3 separate regions of the Homo sapiens genome follow, and regions 2 and 3 are each linked to region 1. A link is an interaction called in ENCODE POLR2A ChIA-PET data of the cell type or tissue named here. Cell type or tissue: endothelial cell of umbilical vein. All regions are shown on one strand.

Region 1 (4,000 bases):
CAGTCCTCCATTTTTGAAAAAGAAGAGACTAGTGAGAGCTGATCACCAAAAAATCTAGTTGCTTTTCGCGCAGATTTTCAACTAGTTTCCCTATTTTCTATTTCACTTATTCTCTGTTTTCAGGGTTCACCCTGTCTCATTTTTGAGCCTTTTTTTGGCATGTAGTGTATGATGATTTCCTTTGGCTTTCTTTATGCTTTTGGATATTTAGATTTGAGGTTTCTTCTATATGTTGCCTTTCACCACTTGGCCACCTTCTTTTCAGCTTCATTATTTTATTAAAATTTCCTATTCGTTGCCTTCTTCTCTGGTATTTTCTTGTCCTCAAGGGGACCCTCAGTCTTTTTTTTTTTAACCCTTTCACAGACATTTTAGAATTTTTAAAGGGAAAGGAGGTAAAAAAAAAATGTTTACTACTCCAGGTTGAACCAGGAATACTGCATTGTTTTATAACTGAGCTGTGAATAATAGGCATGTGAAAAATTTGTGTTGGTAGGAACTGATATGTACTATATAGTCAATATATTCTGGGAACTCACATTCTTTGAAATATAAATAATTCTATGCCATACTTGGTATTTTTCACATGAAAAAAACTGAAATTCCAATAGATTAAATCATATCCTGGAGGTGCAAGAGCTTAATAAGTAACAATCTGTTTATACTTGATTTTGTCATGCTTCCTTATATCATAATACAGTGTTTAAAGGCTCAAGAATTTGTGCCTGGGTTTGAATTCCAGTTGTACAACGCAATAGCTGCACTTAATTTCACATTCTACTTAATTTGTCTGTGTCTAACTTTTGTTTGTCTCTGTGTGTAGAATATTGATAATATAACAGCAGTATCTACCTCATAGGATTATTGGAAGGATTAAATACATTAATATATGTAAAAGATTTTGAATAGTGCTTGACATACAGTAAGTTCTATAGATGTGTTAGTAATTTCTAATTGTATTACTTTGTGCTCCATCTATCCCAAGGAAGAAAAGATATTGCTTCTGCTTATAGATGGTCTTTTAAAGCTAGGAAATACGACATTAAAGGTGTGACGTCTACTTGCACTTTAAAAACTCTCGCCTTTCTAGAACTTTCTGTTACTAAAGCTTGAAAATGAAAGAACTGTTACTGAGTGAGCTAATGAAAGAAAAACATGCTGATTTCTTCTACTTTTAAAGGGGAAATGGATGATGTAAGTTCTGAAGATAGATCTCTACGATTTTTTTTACATCCTCTAGATTACTTTTAGTGGTTTTTCCATACTATTTTCATTCTACTCATTCTAATTTCAAAAGTCCTTCTAATTTGTATATTTGAATTAGTATCCCTAGAAAACATTTTCTCCATAACCAAATTGATGTAGAACCATAGTTTTCAAAATGTTATTGCATGGGTCATAAAAAGTAGTTGTGGGGACTTTAAAACTATCTTGAAACAATCTTCTTGTTTCATATAAAAGCCAATCTTCTTGGCTTTTATATTTCAGATTAAATCCAAACCACTCATAGCTTGAGTACCATCAGCTGTTGGCAAAACTTAGCTTCTTGGTTCTATGTAAAAGTGAATCATTTTGTAAACACTCTGACAACCAAGATATAAATCCTTTGGTTTACACAGGTGACCTCATGAATATTCTTTTCCACCCTTTGTGTGTGTTAGAGGGAGAAAATACCGCAGGCATTGAATATTGAAATTTTTTCTAATCATTGTAACTGGAAGGAGACGCTGACAGATCCATTCTCTGGACATGTGTTTTAAAGTTAAGGAGGAAAAGACATGAAAAAATACCGTATAGGCTTTGCTGAAACCAAAGCATTTGGAGCACAGTTTAATACGTTTGCCAAATTTTAAATACAGCTGGGTTCTCCCACAGTTTCTTTAATTGGAAGCAGATTTCTGTGCTAATTCTGTAACGTGAAGAGAGCTCTAACAGTATTTCTTTCCTAAAAGTAGGGCATATATTTGCAGTGACCACTTCTAACATCAACAACTCCTTAAAAATATCCGACTTAGCAATTTTCAATGCGACTTAGAAATTTTCAAGAGTTTTCAGTAGATTTATTACCTCATGTGGTTTTATATACTTAATAGTTAAGTGTATAAATAATTAAAATTATTTAATAACTGATAATTAAGTTCACTGGGTATTTTGTTTTTAGAAAAAAGTGGATCGTATCTAAAGAATTAAAAATATGGAAATGTTCATATTGTAAAGTAAAAGTCCACATTCTGCTTGAATGTGAAAGACAAAATGTTTGTTTCTTTCATAAGTTTAAAAAATTTACCAAGTTCTTAACATTTTAATATGATAAAATTTAGTGGAAAAGGCTAAATTGAAACAAAAATGTATTTATATTATATACTACATATATTCCATTCAAAACTACAATACTAGTTTCTGAGTCACCAAATGTGGAAATTAATGTCAATATGATGAAAATACAATTTTGGAAAATTTATCTGTTTTTAATACCTATATATTCACTTTAACACTCAATATATTACATTTTTAATAAGCACTAATGATATTAATAGTAATTTGAAAGAAACATATTACAAAGTTTTATAAAGAAAGCATTAAAATAGGTTTTTGGAAGATTAACCTTGAGGCATTATTTCAGTCTGCTTTCCAATTACATATTGGAAAGAGGGGTACAGCATCTACTTTTTAATGCTGCTCTTACTTTGGTAAGAATCTAGGTAGTGGGTAAAAAATAAAATCATTTGAAATAGTTTTTTATTTATTGAACATTTTTTAGGCTGTACCTATAAAATATCTTTATAGCAATAAATACTTTTATAGCAATAATCTACACCAGATGTGTTCATCATGACTTTTTAAACTTTCTACCCTTTCAAAATTACATATCTGGTTTTTGTTGACAGTACTATTATAACTTAGAGAATTTACCTGATTTTAATAGCACAGCAAAAGAGCTGTTTTAGGAGAATGAGCATAATTGAAATATAGGCATTTGCTAAGGAGAGTCTATAAAGACCATTTTCATTAAGACACAAAAAGATTCCCCAAATATTAGTGTAAGCTCTAAAAATTGTGCCAGCAGTGTACCCTGAGAAGGCAGTTATTTCCTTATTATTATGCAGGCACCTAAATAAAAGGTCGATGTATGTATCAGTTTTTTCCACAAGATCTTTATTGCTTTCTCTTGGTCTTTGTACTGTTCCCTTTGCTAATACTGCGGTATCTTAATATTAATCTATTTTATTGTAAGCTTTGATATCAGTTGAGCTAGCCCTCCCATTTTTATTTGCATGCAAGCGTACTTAGCTATTCATGGCTCTTTCAATTTCATTTCCATTTTAGAATCAGCTGTATAGTCAAAAATTCTGTTGTGATGTTGGTTGGTATTGCACTGAGTCTGTAGATCAATTTGTGAAGGACTGACATATCTATATTGCCATTCATGAACATGATATATATCTCCACTTGCATCATTAATTTCTCTCCATAAACTTTTAGAATTGGTGCATATCTTTTCTTTGATTTTTTCCTTGTTGCCTAATTTTTGTACACTATGATAAGTTGTACCTTATATTTTGTTACTGATGTTTAAAAATAAAATTGATTATGGTATACTGGTTTTATAAAAAATGGCCTTGCTAAACTCTTATTAATTCCATCAATTTGTAGATTATTTCTATTTTCTATTTCAAAAAGCTACATCATCTGCAAATATTGACAGCTATCAATACTGACATGTTGAATAAAAATGGTGGCATGAATATCTTTGTCTTGTGCTTAATGTCTTACCATTGCAGATTTAGCATTAAGTAATTGCAGAAAATTCCTTTTGTAGCTACCCTTTGTTATATGGAAGAATGTGCCCATTTGTTTCTAGTTTGTTGAGTTTTTAAAAAATCATAAATGGATGTCGAATTTCAGTAATAGCTCTTCCCTTTAAAATGTTTACGTGGCAAATTTTATTGATTGATTTTTCAACATAAGCCAAATGTATTGGTGAATGTAGTAACTCATT
Region 2 (4,000 bases), 120 kb after region 1:
AAATTAGAGTGTAGACATTGGTAGTTAGAATTGTGGGTCTCAAAAATGGGGTATAATTGAGTTGACAATCTCATACTTTGTATCTAGAAGAGAAACTGTGGCAAGAAACATTTTATATTTATTTTTTGTTCTTTGGGTATAACCTTTATAATGTTAACCTTTTGGAATGTATATATTTTGTGAGTCAGAATACTATAGACTATGCTGTAGTAATAAACCATCCCCATATTTCACTGATTTATCTCAACAAGGGTTTACTTTTCCTTTCTTTCTTTCTTTCTTTTTCTTTCTTTTTTTTTTTTTTTTCTGACAGTCTTGCTCTGTTGCCCAGGCTGGAGTGCAGTGGCATGATCTTGGCCCACTGCAGCCTGTGCCTCCCAGGTTCAAGTGATTCTCGTGCCTCAGCCTCCTGAGTAGCTGGTATTATAGGCGCCTACCACCATGCCCAGCCAATTTTTATATTTTTAGTAGAGGCAGGGTTTCACCATGTTGGCCAGGCTGGTTTCGAATTCCTGACCTCGAGTGATCTGTCCACCTCGGCCTCCCAAGGTGCTAGATTTACAGGCGTGAGTCACCACCCCCAGCAGGTTTACTTTTCATTTATAGAGCAAGGGGTACTCAGCATGTTATAGTTACTTGGAGCCCAGACTCAGGGAGGCACCGTATTGACTCATGTGACAGGGAAAGGGACACTGATGAACAGCAGTTCACTGTTAACACATGTCACATGGGTACTTCTCATTCAAAAGGGGTGAGAAAGTACATTCCTACTATGTGCCTGGGAGGAGAGGAGAATTGGAGTGTTTGTAAACGAGTCCTAGAGAGACCCACAAACGTCTTCTGATGGATGAGATACCGGATGACAGCGTATCTTTTTCTTCTCAACATAAGCCTGTATTGTAAGGAAGGTAGAATCTTATCATTGCACCTTCTCAGATAGGAAGTTGAGAATCAGAATGCCTGGACAGCGTCACTATACACCCACAGCTAGTGAGTAGAGGGATCAGGTTTATTATGTCTTTACAGCATAATTATGTCTCCATATATTTCATTGATATGAAACCTGTACTGTGTTCTGCTACTTTACATTCTATGATCCTTTTATATAATTGCTACTTTATTTTATAATCAAACAAAGAGCCAGTTTATGATAAGCATAGATTCTTAGGTTTAAGTGTGTAAATTTATAACTATTACCATCGGTTTGTCTTTTATACTTTCCTTTAAATAATATTTTTTAGTGTTAAAAATTATTCCTACCTTCAGTCCACCTTTACATTTTCGCTAAAAAATATTCTGTTAAGTTGAAAAACGAAGCAAATCATTGCCACTGGACACCATATTTATATCACTGGGAATGATGTTGTTTCTCAATAGGATTTGATTTTATCTGAAATTCCAATGTTTCCACCGACAATATAAAGAAAAAACAAAAACAAGAACAATCTGCTAATGAACAGTTTCTGAAGGGACAGAAGGGAAGTTTTCCAAATGCAAAGCTCAGCCAAAAGGGAGAATTTATTGTTGTTGTTGTTTATTTGTTTCCTGAGACAGAGTCTCACTATGTTGCCCAGGCTGGACTTGAACTGCTGGGTTCAAATGATCCTCCTGCCTCAGCCTCCCAAGTAGCTAGGATTCTAGGCAGGTGCCACCAGACCAGCTCAATGGGGAGGTTTACTAATGCAATTTTGCTACACCAAAATGGTGGCATCTATTTATTTACTTATTTTAAATAGGAAGAAGTCAGAAGACTTAATGAATCAAGCATTACTTATAATTATATTTTTTAATACAACGCTTTGAGCATGGACTTAAAAATGCAGAGATGAAATATAAGAGCTTCTTGGAAGCAAACATTGTTGGACAGACTTATAATGTGTCAGGATTTTCAAACTCATTTTCTATAACTTTCCAAAGATGCTGTCAAATGAAGGATGAGTCAGGTTTTCCATAAAAACATCATTCTAATTTTGTAAAACGGTGTGGCTCAAAACTATAAATTGGGCTGCCAAACTATTTCTCTCAAATGTTTGATGGTTTGGGAACATGTAGAATCCATTATATTTTCTTCATTAAAGGACTCCATATAATAAAGTGATTTATTGTGACAATTTAATTTATTGTGATAATTTAATGTTTGTGATTCAATGGAAAAACATCATTCTTTTCATAAATGTGATGTAATAACATAATATTCATCACTGGGTGCACAAAAGAAGTTTATGGATATATGACTCTGCTGCTAAGCTATCAGAAGGATTCGTGCCCCTGTCACTCCACACACGCTTTAGAAAGATAACAGCCATGATTTTTGATATGTAAAGTCCCAACCATTGTGTGTTCAGGAATCTGTCTGCATCATGACACAACGGTGGAACTAAGCCATAATGAATGATTTAGCTCTGTTTCCTCTTTCTTCACAATGTGCCCATGATTCTCATACCAATATGCCTTTCTTGGACTTATCTCTGAAGTCTGTAGGAGATAACTTCCTCCCCATTACTAGCCAGCAGGGTGGCCTGAGTTTCCTTGTCTGGAGCTGCAGGATATTTGTTCTATCCTGTTTACAGCCAATGGGGGGCCCTTTTTCTTCCCTACAGTGAGCCTTTTCATCTGCACAGAGGGAGATACAAAATCGGAAATGATCTTAATTAAATGTTTTCCGTCCAGAAACAACTAGTCCACTACCTTGATCTGGCGGACCTTCTTGGAGGTGCCCCTTCCCACCTCCCTCTGTGGTGAGATTGCAGGTAATAGACCTTATGACAAAAGACAAGGATAAATATTTATCAGGGCACCGAAGAATTTTTGAGTATCTACAATTATTTACATTCATTCCTGTGAACACATTTAACCATGTGAGGTGTTATTAGTACTCCCCGCTGACATTTTTTCCTTTATAATATTTTCAAATAAAATTGTATCCCCTGAACAAATTACAAAAGTGCCTTTAAATATCCAGAATAAATATTTTGAGAATATTCATTTTAAGGTTCAAGTTTCTAAAGTACCCTATTCGATGCTAAGTTATTGCAATATCTGTCGTTTAGAGGAACTTGTAGGTTTATTAGCTCTATAATGTCAACATTCGCAGATATGAAGCATTTTATATTTCTTAGTGATGTATAAATGTATGAGGAATACATGAAAATGCAACAAGATTTTGGTTGGCTTAATAATGAGTTTCTTTCTTAAAGATCAAGATAAAAATTCTGAATTTCTATTGTTCTGTTTTTAAAATTATAAACTTAAATGTATCTAGCTCCAATGTAAACTCTACATTGCCAACTTTTTGGAATATGAATATAATGAAAGTTTATATCTGGTTAGTTGTGAAAAAAATTATTATTCTATCATGTAAAGAACATAGAATTTATTAAGGAGATATTACTTAATTGGTAGATTATTCACAAGTTTTAGCTGAATTGATTTTTTTAAGGAAAAAATTATGTGAGGAATTTAACATATTTGTTTTGGTAGAAACATGTTTTGACAGAGGAATTTTATACTTAGATAAAATATCAGTTTCATATAAACAAATCATAACTTTTAAATTATAAGTACATCTTATAATTTTTATGTTTTCACGTCCATAGATTATTTATTGATAGATAAATAGATGGATAGAAAAATTTGCAAAGTTCAGATTTTTTTAGTGATAATCTAATTTTTTAAATAAAATGATTTAATATTTGCACAGTAAATGTGATGAAAACTTTGTGTACAGATATAAGGTCCTGTGGTTTGGGGTTTCCTTTTTGTCCAAAAGGCATTGTTCTATGTGAATTAGACATACCGATTTAATATTCTAATTCAATGCCTATAAAACCAACCTTTATTTAATTCTCTGCTTTCTGCAATTCCTCAAGGAGTGAAAAAATAGACTGTGACTTCTTTAAAAGAGGCATTTTGTTAAAAGAATAAAATGTCTTTTGAAATATTAGTGAAGTACTAGTATTTTAATACCCTTTTTTAAAAAAAACAATTAAAGAATCCTATG
Region 3 (4,000 bases), 310 kb after region 1:
AGATTGAACATCATTGTTGAATTTTTGGCACAACTTCAGTGACCTCGGCCATAAAAACTAGTATAGTCAGGATGATTTGGAATTTGCAGTAACAAAACTAGATATAGAAGCACGTGAAGACACCAACCTTTGTTGTTTTGGAGAAAGTATGCACTAAAATAAAAGATGATACCTTTCATATAAACTGCTAATAATAATACTTTGTTATTTCATTAATACAATAAAAGTGAAATATTAAAACAGTAATTATAATCTGTAATGCATTTGTAAGGCTTTTCTCATAAAATTAACTGCCATATTTTACTCTTTTATTAGATGAACAAATGTCATATTTCCAAGCAGCCAACATAGAACTATAGCTTATATAACCAAATAATTTTTTAATGTTACTTTGATTTATATACAATTGATATTGTATAGAAAGAATCACGTTAGCTGATTTTAAGTCTTGTTCAAATAAAAGAAGCATTGATTTGCACTTGTTGCAATTTTTTTACTTTATATTGGTTTAATTTTAAAATTATCACAAAGTAAATATTACTGTTTGATATCATTCTTAAACATTCATTTTACAAGCCACCTGACCTATTAGCTGTTTAAACAATGATGATTTATATCTTGCTATAAATTCTTCTCTCAAAGTCAAGACAAATAGATCAGTAAAAGAACCTCTTTTTTAATGCTCAAAATTTTTTCTTAAAAAACAAAGAATTTTTTTAGTTTTCTTTTGTTTATGTGTTCATGTGTATTTGCCAACCTGTGTTTTTGCCTACATCCTGAAATATATGTCTTTTGAACTCGAGGTTGGAAAGTCTGATAGCAGGCTCTTAAGTTTATTCTTATTCCATATTATTTTTTATAAACAAATTTATTGAGTTTCTTACTGAGAGTAAGTCGATATATGAATCAATATTAATGATCACATCAAATCTGAGGATTTGCTTCCTTTAAAGCGCTGAATATTCAGCATAAATTTGTGCTAATTTACGTGTTTATAGAGTGATTCTAAATATTTGATTAGTATTCGTTTTAAAGATTTACTAATTCTTTGAAAATCTGGAGAACTATCGTTTGCTTAAAAAACTAATATCTACTAAAGTTGTAATTGTCTCTGCTTTGCTATTATTGAAATATTACATAATCTCTTGTTTAAAAATATCATGAGACTAAGCTATCGTGCCTTTCTTTCCATTTCTCCCACTAACATCTGAGGTCAACGTCTGTAAGAGGAAATATCTGAAAATATTTCAAAAACATTTTCTTTCCTGTGATAATCAACTGCTTTATCATTTGCAGAGATTTTGAAAGGAGTAACTGTTTTATTTGAATGCTTAGATAAATGTGAGGAATATATGGGCTTTCTGTGGACTTCAGTTTTAAAACTAAAATAGAAAGTAAGATGGAGAGTAATAAAATGATATATTTTATAGCAACTAATTACAACTTGCTGTTCATACATAAACAACACGCTGGAAAGGTAGACAGTGGGCTTTGAGAGCAGCTTTCATTTACTCAGTCTGTAAGAACTCGTGAAAATGGTGTCAAAGGGATGGTGGTGATCCATTCTGTATGGTCCATGGTGCTTTAAGCTTATACAGTCATTTACCATATTTAAATCCCCGAGTCTTGCCTCAGAGCCCCAATCACCAATCTGAGATATTTTTACAAGGAGAGAGGAGTTACACACTCATTCTTGTTCACTGGAGGATCTGTGATAGCGTTTCCTTGGCAGAAGCAGGGTTCTTCTCTGTATAGTGATTTTTTTTAAATCCCTGTTTAGGTAGTTCAGCTCGTTCAGTTGGACAAATCAGCATTATAACCAAGCTGACTCAGCCTTAGCAAGGATCACTAGTTTTTCATTTTGCCCTAAACCTGGGCATTTTCCTGAAGAATATGGACAGTTGTGCATGAAAGGTCAAGTTGCTAAAAATTATAGAACATGCATGTTCTACTTATGAGTTACTAAGTTGTGTTTTGTGTTCAAAATAGTATATATAAATACATGTTTTGTGTACAGAATATTTAAACAGTGATAGAAACAGTTGTTCTGAAATTTAAGTTATGGGATTGGCTTTATTCCAATTCTACTTGAGATGTCATCCAAAATTACTTTTCGAAAGCACTGCTTTGAAAATTTCCTGTTACAGTCTTCATGAAGTATAGTGATCTGGATATGAATTTTCTGCTAGTACAGGAGTTTGGGAAAAATACAAGTATATGACTATTGCATGTTCTGTGGGATTCTAATCTGATCACATGCTCTTTCCTCTCCATTCCTTGGGCCCATTCATAAATATTCTATGGAGAGTTATTTTTTTTTTCCTGTCAACAGCCAATTTTAGTCTTTATTTTAATTTATTTCTTTTTAGAGATAGGATCCTACTATGCTGCCAGGCCTGGAGTGTAGTGGCTCTTCACAGGTGTGATCATGGCCCACTATAGTCTTGAAGTCCTGGGCTCAAGAGATTCTCCCACCTCAACCACCAATTGTAGATGTATTCAGATAGCATGACATTTGAAAAAGTTGATGGAGAGAAAATTCCTACTGAAGTGTGTTATAGATATCTCTAAAACATCTTTGGTTGTCAGGAAATGAATCAATGATATAGAAACAAACAATGATTTGTAATCTTGGCAGATAAACAGAGAAATAATCAGTTCAGAATATTTATGGAATGATAACATTTTCCTGTTGATATATTTTTGTGCCAACAAATTTAATTTGGAAACTGGTATTTGTTACTAGAAGGCAGTAATCAATTTTGGTAATCAGTAGTTTTAAATGCTTTATTCAAGACCAAGGGCTGATTTATTGAATGAATAGGTCTTAGATAAAATGTAAGCTATTGGGCCAACCCATATCTGGAATTTGTTTTTATTTTCAATACCCAAGTCATTAAGTGTAAATGTAATAGTATTTGCATATTTTCAACTTTCAGATTAGTCATGTCTACCTTTGAAATTTGTTTTCTCCTTAGATAAGTAACTTATGAGTAATCAAATATCTTGCAATTTCCATTTTCCATCTTAAAGCCCGTGCAAGATCAAATTTGCAGTTGCTAAATCACATAAAAGTCTGGATTAATAGCAAAATGAGATTATGTAGCCCAAAATGAAATTATAAATAAAGTGCAGGTGTTTGCTAGGATTTGTGTGGTCAGATATACAAATAGAATCACAGGTAGAGTTTCTCATTTCTCACTTGAGAAAAGTGCAATTAAAAGTAATTTCCAGATGTTCAAATGCACAGCTGCTTTCTCCTAAACTAAATTTTGCAGAAATGAGCTAAATTATAATGGGTTTAAAAGTCACTACGTTTTAATGGTTTTTAAATTGAATTTGAAACATCATTACTAGGTTTACCAGATGAAGAGAGTTAATGCTTATGAGTACCTGGTACAATTTTCATTTAGGTGGCAGCAGAGCCATTAACGTATTGGAAATTATAATAAGACCAAAACTTACATTGGGTTTGAAAAAATTGATTAGTATGTGTGTTGATACACTCCATGCCTTTATGAGATTTATATTATATACTCTATGACACTATGAAAGTTATTCAGCTATAGGTGAAAGAAACGTGTGTATATGTTCATAAAATGGTATGTGTGGGGGGGAGGTGTGGGTGTGTATGTGTGAAAGAGATTTTTACATTTTCTTTGCCTAATGAAAAGGAAAATAGCAAGAATAAGATGCAAGTACACTGTTTGAAATATGCAAGTCTATTAAATTGTTTTTACATATCAAATTATAAGCAATGACTATGAACCTACATATCTGTAATATCAACTTAAAAAAATCCATCTATTTTACTCAGAGTTACTTACATGCCCAATAGCAATAAGCTACTGTCATAAATATTATCCCATTAAGTAAAGTCCTGTTCTTGACTAAGTTTTCTTGGGCTTGAAATAGGCTTTTCTTTGCAGCCAGGAATAGCCAAGTTTTTTCTAAAACTCTTACGGGAAGGCGTGTGGATGGTTAAACGAGGAATGGGAGG

What was found. Peaks named below come from ENCODE experiments on the same cell type or tissue, not always from the same donor. Only the 100,000 strongest peaks of a DNase experiment are listed, where the experiment ranks them.
Region 2: POLR2A ChIA-PET joins it to region 1 with 9 read pairs; 1 of 35 experiments calls an interaction of 5 or more read pairs at or near these places.
Region 3: POLR2A ChIA-PET joins it to region 1 with 6 read pairs; 2 of 35 experiments call an interaction of 5 or more read pairs at or near these places.

Annotation. Positions count from the first base shown.
Region 1 is chr21:16,116,383-16,120,382 of GRCh38, forward strand. All of the region lies in intron 2 of MIR99AHG (mir-99a-let-7c cluster host gene), which reads left to right. Among named protein-coding and RNA genes, the nearest start is that of MIR99AHG, 48 kb to the left of the region's middle. In endothelial cell of umbilical vein, no CTCF peak of the experiment used is centred here; DNase peaks (open chromatin) are centred at 649, 1,179 and 1,629; H3K27ac peaks cover 2,898 bases.
Region 2 is chr21:16,239,246-16,243,245 of GRCh38, forward strand. All of the region lies in intron 4 of MIR99AHG (mir-99a-let-7c cluster host gene), which reads left to right. Among named protein-coding and RNA genes, the nearest start is that of SNORD74B, 44 kb to the right of the region's middle. RefSeq lists an enhancer at 2,074-3,063. In endothelial cell of umbilical vein, no CTCF peak of the experiment used is centred here; DNase peaks (open chromatin) are centred at 2,016 and 2,436; H3K27ac peaks cover 1,948 bases.
Region 3 is chr21:16,422,916-16,426,915 of GRCh38, forward strand. All of the region lies in intron 5 of MIR99AHG (mir-99a-let-7c cluster host gene), which reads left to right. Among named protein-coding and RNA genes, the nearest start is that of MIR99A, 110 kb to the right of the region's middle. In endothelial cell of umbilical vein, no CTCF peak of the experiment used is centred here; DNase peaks (open chromatin) are centred at 36, 1,546 and 2,706; H3K4me3 peaks cover 1,820 bases; H3K27ac peaks cover 4,000 bases.